2 separate regions of the Homo sapiens genome follow, and region 1 is linked to region 2. A link is a loop called in an ENCODE intact Hi-C map of the cell type or tissue named here. Cell type or tissue: heart left ventricle. All regions are shown on one strand. Links, peaks and the distances in the headings refer to the core of each region. The heading gives the core; the rest is flanking DNA.

Region 1 (5,380 bases), core at 114-5,113, 60 kb before region 2:
TTTTGGGAGGCTGAGGTTGGAGGATCACTTGAGCTCAGGAGTTAGAGGCCAGCCTGGGCACCATGACGAGATCTCGTCTCTATAAAAAATAAAAAACTTAGCTGGGCATGGTGGCGCACAGCTGTAGTCTCTCCTAAAAATAAAACAAAACTCAAAGCTCTAAAACCACAGCTATTTATTTATTTCTAATTCATGTCCCTGACTGCTTAGAAAGGCCCTATATCTTCCTTGGGGATTATCATTGTAGATTTTATGTGTCCATTTGCTAATATTTATTGAGAACTTACTATAAGCCAGGCCCTAAGTGCTTAACAAACATCGTCTCACTTAACCTTGAGAATAACTCTGGGAGGGAGATGCTACCATCCCTGCTTTACAAACAAGGAAATGGAGATGCAAGGTTTTGAAAGCTTGCCCAAAATCATGGAGCTAGTAAGAAGCAGTTCCCAAATTCTGACCCCGGTTTTTCTTTGCCCATGTTCTTTATCTTACACCACTCTCCGTCTTAGATGCCTTCACTCCATGGGGGTGAAGGATCAAGGTGCTCGGTGGCAATGGTCTGTGGTTCCTGTGATGGGGAGACTGATTCTGGGTTGTTGGAAATGTGTTTCCTCTGCTGAGTCAATTCCATCCCCTTCGGTTCAAAAGGCAGCTACAGTCTCTTCTTTTTAGAACACAGATTTCATCATGTCATTCCCCTGCTTAGGAACATGGCAAGTTATAGGAATTAGCAATGATAACCTCTCCTGGGGAGTTTTCTAAGATCTTATTGCCTCTCCAGAGAGCCCCCAGAGCTCATCTAGAACCCCACCTTGTCATACTAGAGGCTTGGTGGCTCCTACCCAGTTCAGCTTGCCCCCTCTCCTCCCACCTGGACAGGTTGTGAGCACTATGTTCTGATAGGATTTGCATTATTCTTGTGCTTCCAAATCTAGCCATTTGTATCTCCTGGCATGACTCTAATAGGACTAGCTTTGCTTTTACTTCTAACATCTAATTGACCACAGGCTTTAATTCCATTGTCACACAAGACATGTCAAGACACTTTACATAGTTCCCCAAAGCCCTGCCCAACCTTTGTGGCATAACTGGGCTTCCCAGTTCTCTTGAAACCTCTTTCTTTCTGTGCTGACCTTCAATAAGAGGTTACACTTTAGACAGATGTTGTTTCTTATTCCAGCTGCGCCATTCATTCACTATATAACTTGCCCAAGTTAATCTCTCTAACCCTCAGTTTCCTCATTTGAGGAATGGGGAGATACTAGTAGGACCTACCTTACAGGATTGTTATTAGGATTAAGTCAGGTAATGCCTAAAATGGTGCTGGGGAGATGGTAAACCTTCAACAGATGTTAGCTGCTATTGTTAAGATAATTTAACTTGCTATATAGTCTGAAAGTATAATTCTCTCTTTTTTGGGGGGGTGGGGGACAGGGTCTCACTCTGTTGCTCAGACTGGAATGCATTGGTCCTGACCATAGCTCACTGCAGCCTTGATCACCTGGGATCAAGCGATCCTCTTGCCTCAGCCTTCCGAGTAGCTGGGATCACAGGCATGTGCCACCACACCCAGTTATTTTTTTTCTTTTATTTTTAGTAGAGACAAGGTCTCACTATGTTGCCCAGCTAGTGAAACTATAATCCTTCATCCAGTTCATCATATCCCATGTCCCCTTCTCCACTATACAATTGCTGAACTTCTGCCTACCCCCAGTTTGTCCTTAAGGCAACCCCATCACCCTCTAAACCACCCTTTGAATCCATCTGTACTTTCAGCACTTTATGAGCTATATAGCTGACCATCCATGGGTTCTTTAATGTCCTACACCTAGTTCAATATTGTATTGAATTCTGAGCATTGCCAAGCATATGGTGTCCTTGAGTTTCTCCATCGCTTTTTTTTTTTTTTTAATTTCAGATTTTACGCTGCAGAAATTGCCATCGGTCTGTTCTTCTTACAGAGTAAGGGCATCATTTACCGGTAAGTGAACACTGCTGTACTTTCCATCTCTTCATCTCCCTCAGCTCCTCCCTGCCCTGCCTCTTTCTTCAGCTGCTTTTAAAATTAGAATCCGCGGTGGGGGAGGAATCCTCCAGAACTAACTTGGGCATGTGTTCTGCCAGGCAGCATCGCCCACTGCCCTGGCAAAGTTTGGGCAGCTCTATATGGTGGTAGAAAATCTCGGTGGACTGTGTCACCAATGATGGTTCAGAGCCTCAAACAGGAGACTGTTTGCTCTAAGAGGAGACTCACAGAGAGGACCTCAGTACTTCTTTCTCTTGCTTGTGGACCCTACATTTGAGGAGCAGGCAAAGAATTTTGGCTGGCAGAATGTGATGGATCACATTATTATGAAACATTTTTTATTTATTTATTTTTTTCTGCTATGTAAGTACAACTTGGAAATGGATCTCTGAGTGGCTGCCCTGAAAGACAGGATTAAGTTCAGGACTTGGCATTTGCTGGTTTTTGGAGGAGCAAATGGATGATCATAGCTGCATGAGTCATACCATTTTATATTTCATGCAAGGCAGACGATTGCACCCGAGGCTGCTATTTGTCAGCAAGTCCAGGGCGTACAATTCTCCTTGTACTACATTGATGCAAATGGCATAGCCAGGGCAGGCTTGGGCTGGTTTGTTATGCAAGAGAGGCTGCAAGGTATGAGGCCTCCAAATAGCATTTGGCATGGGTGGGGGTCTATTTCAAAGATTATGAAGAACCACAAGAGTCTCTTCCATTCATGTGTTTGACACACATTTATCAAATCCTACTATATTCTAGGCACTCTTCTGGGTGGTGGGCATACAGAAGTGAATAAAACAGATGAAACCCCTTGCCCCCGTGGAGTTTATCTTTCTCATGGTGGGAGTTAGATAAGTGAATCATAAAAACATAGTCTGCCAAGTAGTGATAAGTACTATGGAGATAAATCAAGCAGGGGAGGGTGCTGGTGTACACTGGGTGTTGGAGGGTTCTCTCTCATTCTGTAGAGAGCATGATGATGAGGGCCTGGAGAGTTAGGGGTGACTTGAGAGTCCTGGGCCTTTTGCCTTAACTGCGGGATATGGGATTAAAAGGCATGAGGGGGCTGGGCACAGTAGCTAGCACCTGTAATCCCAACGCTTTGGGAGGCTGAGGCAGGAGGGGTGCTTCAAGCTAGGAGCTCCAGACCAGCCTAAGCAACATAGTGAGGCCCACATCTCTAAAAATAAAATAAAATTAGCCAGGTGTGATGGTGCATACCTATAGACCTAGCTACTCAGGAGGCTGAGGTGGGAGGATCAATTGAGCCCAGGAATTCAAGGATGCAATGAGCTGTGATCATACTACTGCATTCCAGCCTGCGTGACACAGCAAGACCCTGTCTCAAAAAAAAAAAAAAAAAAAAAAGGCATGTTAAGATTAGCCCTGGTAAGTACAAGGCAGATAGCGGAGGCCAGGCTATGGGATGCTGGTAGGATGGAGAAATGGGAAGTGGGGACCTTGTCAGAGGCTTTCAGAGTCCTGGGGCTTTTAGTCACACCTGAAGTGGTGATATGGAATCTATAGGGGGAAGGATGATCTTATTCTGAGGGCACAAAGTCCCCGCCATTCCTACTTTCTCCTAATGATGGAGGGAAGAAGGTCAAGAAGAGGAGTGGTTTTACTTGGCATGTGGGTGATCCTAGTGAAAATGTAAAAATAGAGAGAAGAAGAAGAATTTAGAAGCTGAGGCAAGAGGATCACTTGAGCCCAGGAGTTCGAAACTGCAGTGAGCTATGATTGTGCCACTGCACTCCAGCCTGGGCAACAGAGCAAGACCATGTCTCTAAAAAAAGAAGAATTTAAATTTTAAATAGTATGATCATTCTGCCCATGCCCATGTTTGCCCTCAATGAACACGTTCACTATGTGTGCATGAAATGGCACATGGAAATCCTCTAATTCCCTTAGTTTCTCTTTTGACTCTCATAGTGACAACATCTTTTTGTGCTGAATATTATTCTGGTTTTGAAAGGTGCACATGAGGCTGGGCGCAGTGGCTCATGCCTGTAAACCCAACACATAGGGAGGCCGAGGCAGGCGGATTGCCTGAGGTCAGGAGTTGGTGACCAGCCTGGCTAACATGGTGAAACCTCATCTCTACTAAAAAATACGAATATTAGCTGGGTGTGGTTGCACATGTCTGTAATCCCAGCCACTCGGGAGGCTGAGGCAGGAGAATTGCTTGAACCCGGGAGGCAGAGGTTGCAGTGAGCTGAGATCACCCCGTTGCACTCCAACCTGGGCAACAAGAATGAAACTCCATTTCAAAAAAAAAAAAAAAAAGTACACATGATCCGCCATATGACATGATCCCTAAATTCAAGCCGATGACTTCAGCTGGTGCTTAACCAAAGAGACAGGCATCATGGGTGATTTTTCACTCTACATGATTTTCAACTTGGGTGCTGACATTAGGACCTAACTCCTATGTGGGATGTGCCTCTACTAAAATAGAACCAACTGGGTTCTTGAGAAGATTAAATATGGAACTACAAGTTTATTGGAAGAAAATCCACTCCCATTGTAGGAAACAGGAGAGGAAATAATTAGTGTTCCGGTCAATTGAGTTGTGATTCAGGGCTAGTTTCTAATCAATCAGGAAGCCGCACTGGGATCTGGGATCCATGGATCCGGCTCACTGGCCAGGCAGGTGGTAAAATTAAAAGATTAGCATTTCAGGTGCTAAGATGATACCTATTCCAAAGCCCCTTTTCCTAAACTAACTACACACTCTCCCTTTCATCTTCCACTATTAATATGGTCTTTAAAGGGGTATTTATCAATCTTTTAAGCCAGTCTGCATCTGAACCCTTCTTTTGTGTATGTGGAAGAACAGAGTCAATCTTCTACTATAAATAATGAAAATGACAGATACTCATTTCACAGCCCACCTGTAGCCAGGGCAGGCACACAACCCAAGCTCTGACAGTTGGTCATACTTACTCAAGACCTTGAATCAGAAACTAGCGGCCAAGGAAGCAGAAAGCATAGAATCAAGAGTGACCATAGTAATTATCAGCAACTACTTTCCAGAGGCAAGAGAAGAGGGTCTTAATAGCAATAGGCAGAGTCCAGCATTAGGGCTTCGTGGAACAAGGGGTGATGTGTGTGTCCCATGGCAGCTTGGGTGGTGGTGTCACTGGACAAGCCCTGAGTTGCAGTTAGGCATTGTTTCAGGCTGTATAGACTCTTAATCTGGTTCTTCAGTCTCCTCAAAGATTCTATGAGCTCCCCAATATCCTTTGATGAATTCCTTTTCAGGTAAAAATCATCATAGTTGGTTTTTGTTGCTCACCATCGAGAACGCTGATGGAAATAGAGTTCTTGAAATTGATAGTCAAATGGAAATGG
Region 2 (5,380 bases), core at 277-5,276:
TCATGCCTGTAATCCCAGCACTTTGGGAGGCCGAGGCGGGTGGATTACTTGAGGCTGGGAGTTTGAGAGCAGCCTGGCCAACATGGTGAAACCCCATCTCTACTAAAAATACAAAAAATTAGCTGGGCGTGGTAATGTCTTACAGGTCATGCACCTGTAATCCTAGCTACTTAGGAGGCTGAGGCACGAGAATGCCTTGGACCCAGGAGACAGAGTGAGCCAAGATTGCGCCACTGCACTCCAGCCTGGGCAAGAGAACGAGACTCCGTCTAAGAAAAACAAAACAAAACAAAACAAACAACAACAACAAAAAAAACCCTACATGTTTGACCTTCTTAGGGTCACAAGTGGCAAAACCCACCTCAAACTAAGGCAATTAAAAGGGAAAAATGGTTGTATATTTGTTTAGGTAACTAAAGAGGCCTTAGGTCTTTCTGGCTTCAGGTACAAATGGGTCTATGGACTCACGCAATATGAGAAAGCTGTTACTCTCCACCTTCATCTATTTTTTTCACCATGGCTTTATTTTCTTTGGTGGCTCCCAGAATCTCCAACCACCATCCTCAAGTCTTAGTAATACCAATGGAAGGAGAATTTATTTTTTTCAGTAGTTCCAAAAAAAGTTCTGAGACTGGGTTTTATTGCCTCAGCTTGAATATTTATCTCTAACTTAATTATCTTAGCCCAGAGGATAAATATCAGACTTGCCAAACTTGAGTCACCGTACTTGCCCCTGAAGTAGGGTAGAGGTAAGAGATAATCCCTTTGAATTGCTTGGGAAATGGGCAGTTTCCCAGAAGAAAATGGTGGTGTAATTAAAAGAAGAAAGGGGCCAATGTGGTGGCTCATGCCTGTAATCCCAGCACTTTGGGAGGCCAGGCAGGTGGATCACCTGAAGTCGGGAGTTCGAGACCAGCCTGACCAACATGGATAAACTCCATCTTTACTAAAAATACAAAATTACCCTGGTGTGAAGGTGCATGCCTGTAATCCCAGCTACTTGGGAGGCTGAGGCAGGAGAATCACTTGAACACAGAATGCTGAGGTTGCAGTGAGCCGAGATCGTGTCATTGCACTCCAGGCTAGGCAATAAGAGCGAAACTCAGTCCCTGCCCGCCCCACCCCCCCAAAAAAAAATAAAAAGAAAGGGTAATGGATTCTGGAAAGACAATAATGACAAGTGTTTTCTAAAAGATCAGCACATAGAGTCAACTTCCTCTGGATACTAGGGTTGTAGGAGCAGCCCCATTTAGTGTATGATGTGTTTACCTAATCACCCTTAACGGAAGGTGCTCAAGACCTCTGAAGCCTATAGTAAAGGAAACAAGCTTCTTTGCTAGCTTAGGTAGTGGACATTTTCCCTTCTGGAAAGAACACATCTTTCCTGTTCCATCCCTCATTCTTGCTCACTGTGATTCAGGTGGGCCTAACCCTACCCAAGGCTTCAAGCAGGAGACTATGACCTAAACTCATCTTGTTACAGGAAAGGGGTCCCAATCCAGACCCCAAAAGAGGATTCTTGGCTCTCATGCAAGAAAGAATTCAGGGAGAGCCTATACAGTAAGTGAAAGCTAGTTTATTAAGAAAGTAAAGGAATGAAAGAATGGCTACTCCATAGATAGCATCCCCAAGGGCTGCTGGTTGCCCGTTTTTACAGTTATTTTTTGGTTATATGCTAAAGAAGGGGTGGCTTATTCATGCCTCCCCTTTTTAGACCATATAGGGTAACTTCCTGATGTTGCCATGGCATTTGTAAACTGCCGTGGCGTTGGTGGGAATGTAGCAATGAGGACAACCAGAGGTCACTCTTGTGGCCATCTTGGTTTTGGTGGGTTTTGGCTGCTTCTTTACTGCAACCTGTTTTATCAGCAAGGTCTTTATGACATGTATTTTGTGCCAACCTCCTATCTCATCCTGTGACTTAGAATGCCTTAATCGTTTGGAAATGCAGCCCAGTAGGCTTCAGACTTATTTTACCCAGTCCCTATTCAAGATGGAGTTGCTCTGGTTCTCACACCTCTGACAATCTTATACCTCTGGCCATAATGATTGGTTCTGAGGTGATTATGTCCTTTTTTTCTTTTTTCCTTTTGAGACAGGATCTCTCTTTGTCACCTAGGCTGGAGTGTAGTGGTGCAATCTTTGCTCACTGCAACCTCGAACTCCTGGGCTCAAGCGAGCCTCCTGCTTCAACCTCCCAAGTAGCTGGGACTTACAGGTGCATATCACGAAGCTCACCTAAATTTTTTATATTTTTGTAGAGATGGGATCTTGCTATGTTACCCAGGCTGGTGCTGAACTCCTTGGCACAAGCAATCCTCCCGCCTCAGCCTCCTAAATCACTCGGATTGTAGGCATGAGTCACTATGCCTGGCCACTTGTGTGATTCTATTCTTGTCTGAGTCATCACGCTCTGGGCATTAAATAGATGATAGATAGATAGATAGAGCTATTGGGAAATAAAAGCTCTCTCTTCCTGACTGGGGTGGGTGAGAGGATAGGTTCTTGGCTAGGAGGTACTAGGAACCACTTTGCCACCGCAAGGATAGGTCTGGCCTCAAAATGGTGCAACATAGAGGCAACTGGAGCTGAGAGATGGAGTTTGAACTCCTGGATTCAGGCATGCCTGGACTTCTCAGCTACTTGAGCCAATCGATTGCTATCCTTTTTTTCCCTTGAATTAAACCAATTTGAAGTGCATTTTCTGCCACTTGCAACTGAAACAAAGCCTAAATGATACTACCTGGATCCAAATACCAGCTCTACCATTTTCACAAACCATACTCTTTCAGGTAAGTCAGTTCTTGTGATCCTTAGCTGCCTTCTCTATGGAGTGACGATCCCTCTCTTGTAGGGTTTCTGGGGTAGTAATTGAGGTTATAACTGATAATACACTGGGTGCTCCATACATGTAAGTTTGAGACATTGTAAGAGCAGAGAAAGCACAAAGCAAGTAGGATGCAACCAAACTGAATGTCTATCATTGAAGCCAGGAAAGTATACGATGTAGATGATGAGAGCAGGCTGGACGCAGATAATACGGAGTTCTGGAGCTAACTGGAAAGCCAATGCTCAATTGAAACTCATTTACAATTTAGAATTTAAAATCTCTGTAAGGGACAAACAAAATAAACACCAAGACTGCTAGTTCACAAACCCTGCAAAGCAAATGAAACATTTATGTTTCAGGCGAGACCACAACTGTGAGCCATGAGATGCAGTTGCCCAGTTCTGGGTGTTCCCATGAATTAGGGTTCTGGGGAAAGGAAGCCCCGTGGTGCTCCCCGACCATGTCCCCCCTACTCAGCACCCTCTTCCTCCCAAAGCCAAGAGAATTGAAGGGCCTTTGAGTCCATGCCTCTCTTTTAATTTCAAAACTGAACATGACCACTCTTTATTTTTAATCTTCCCTTCCCCTAGTCTATGCCTTCAAGCAGCTTTTCTGGGGAGAGAGTGTTGGCGCCCACACTGGCAGATCTGAGTCCCTGGCCACGTGCCTGCTGTGATGAGGATGTTGCCATGCTCACCCACCCCAGCAGCCTGGAATCCAGCCTTTAGAGGGGCCCACTTGAGAACTGTCAGCATGATGAGGAGAGTGGAAGTCAAGTCCCACAGGTGACCCAGGTAAGGACAAGGAGCCCTCCATCCTTGCCTCCTCTTTAGAAATAAGCATGCCTTATGTCTGGTTAGAGCATCTGTAACAAAGGACTTGACTTGAGGGAGAAGTAGGAGCTTACAATGGTCATCACCATATATTGAATGCTCCCCATGTGCCAGCACTCTTCATCCACTCTCCAAAGAAGAAACCTGCTTAGAGAGGTCAAGGAACTTGCCTAGAGTCACAAAATTAATAGGTGGATAGCATTTTAATCTTGCTCAGTATAAATTCAGAACTACAACTTAGTCATCATACTATAATGCCTATCAGGAGAAAGAATGCATTGATGAGCTGATATGAATGTCCTGATCCATTTGACAATCATATTTATTATTGTTAATTGTTAAAGAATTACCTGATCCATACATCAATTTTCTATCAATTTGATTGGTATCATGGTCTTAAAACATGTCCAGTTCCTTGATGCTCATCCCATCAAGAGGTAGAGACTAATTTCCCTTCCCCTTGAATATGGTCTGGCTTCTAATGAGTAGAATGTGGCATAAATAATGCATTGTGATGTCAAGGCTAGGTTAGGAAAGGCTTTAGAACTTCTACATGGCTCCATGTCTTGCAATGCTCCTTCTTGAAACCCAGCCACCATGCTGTGAGGAAGCTCAAGCCACACAGAAGCCATGGAGAGGTGCTCCTTCTGATAACCCCTGCTAAAGTCCCACCCAGCAGCCAGCAACAATCACTAGATATGTGAGTGGGAAAGCCTTTGAGATGACCTCAGTCCCAGCACCATCTAACCACAACCAGGGAAGGATTCTGAGCAAGAACCACATAGCTGATCCCAGTTAATTTCCAGAACAGTGAAAGATAACAATAAATGATTGCCATTAGAAATGGTTAGTGTGAATTAGTTCCTGTAAAACTTGATCACTCCTTGAACCCTGGCAAAAAAAAATTAAATTAAAAATTAGCTGCTTGACTTGTCTGATTTGACTCCAAAATGAATAAACTTCACTCTTATAAAACTTTGTCTGGGAGACTTTCCACTTGCCTTTCTGAGAGTGCTTTTACGTTTAAATAATATGGATGATGATGATGATTCGTGGTACTACTTCTTGAGGGCTAAGGTCTCTACCTGCATTATTTTATTTTATTTTATTCTTTTTTTCTTTTTTTGCTCAAAAACAACATAATAGTGTCATTTTCTTTTCTTTTCTTTCTTTCTTTTTCTTTCTTTCTTTTTTTTTTTTTTTTTTGAGATGGAGTTCTGCTCTCGTTGCACAGGCTGGAATGCAGTGGCACAATCTCAGCTCACCACAACCTCCGCCTCCCGGGTTCAAGTGATCCTCCTGCCTCAGCCTCCGGAGTAGCTGGGATTATAGGCACCTGACACCACACCTGGCTAATTTTTTGTATTTTTTTTTTTTTTTTTTTTTTTAGTAGAGACAGGGTTTCTTCATGTTGGTCAGGCTGGTCTTGAACTCCCGACCTCAGGTGATCCGCCCTCCTCAGCCTCTCAAAGTGCTGGGATTACAGGCGTGAGCCACTGCGCCCAGCCAGCAGTATTGTCATTTTCATTTTTGGAACTGAGCTCAAATACTTAAGTTGTCCAGAGGGGTCGGGCATGGTGACTCACACCTGTAATTCCAGCACTTTGGGAGGCAGATAGGGAGGATCACTTGAGGCCAGGAGTTCAGGACCAACCTGGAAAACATGGTGATACCCTGTCTTTATTATTTTTTTAAAATTGTCCAGAACACACAGCTA

The links. Hi-C counts contacts between places; a loop is a spot of excess contacts. Peaks named below come from ENCODE experiments on the same cell type or tissue, not always from the same donor. Only the 100,000 strongest peaks of a DNase experiment are listed, where the experiment ranks them.
Region 1: a loop joins it to region 2, with 4 times the contacts of the local background. A loop is called at or near these places in 2 of 110 quality-filtered maps.

What each region holds. Positions count from the first base shown.
Region 1 is chr16:24,172,600-24,177,979 of GRCh38, forward strand. PRKCB (protein kinase C beta) reads left to right here. Exons shown (of 17, transcript NM_002738.7): 12 at 1,919-1,981. Among named protein-coding and RNA genes, the nearest start is that of MIR1273H, 28 kb to the right of the region's middle. In heart left ventricle, for the core only: no CTCF peak of the experiment used is centred there; no DNase peak of the experiment used is centred there.
Region 2 is chr16:24,232,513-24,237,892 of GRCh38, forward strand. It overlaps LINC02194 (long intergenic non-protein coding RNA 2194), which reads left to right and starts at 3,592. Exons shown (of 4, transcript NR_146569.1): 1 at 3,592-3,624. In heart left ventricle, for the core only: no CTCF peak of the experiment used is centred there; no DNase peak of the experiment used is centred there.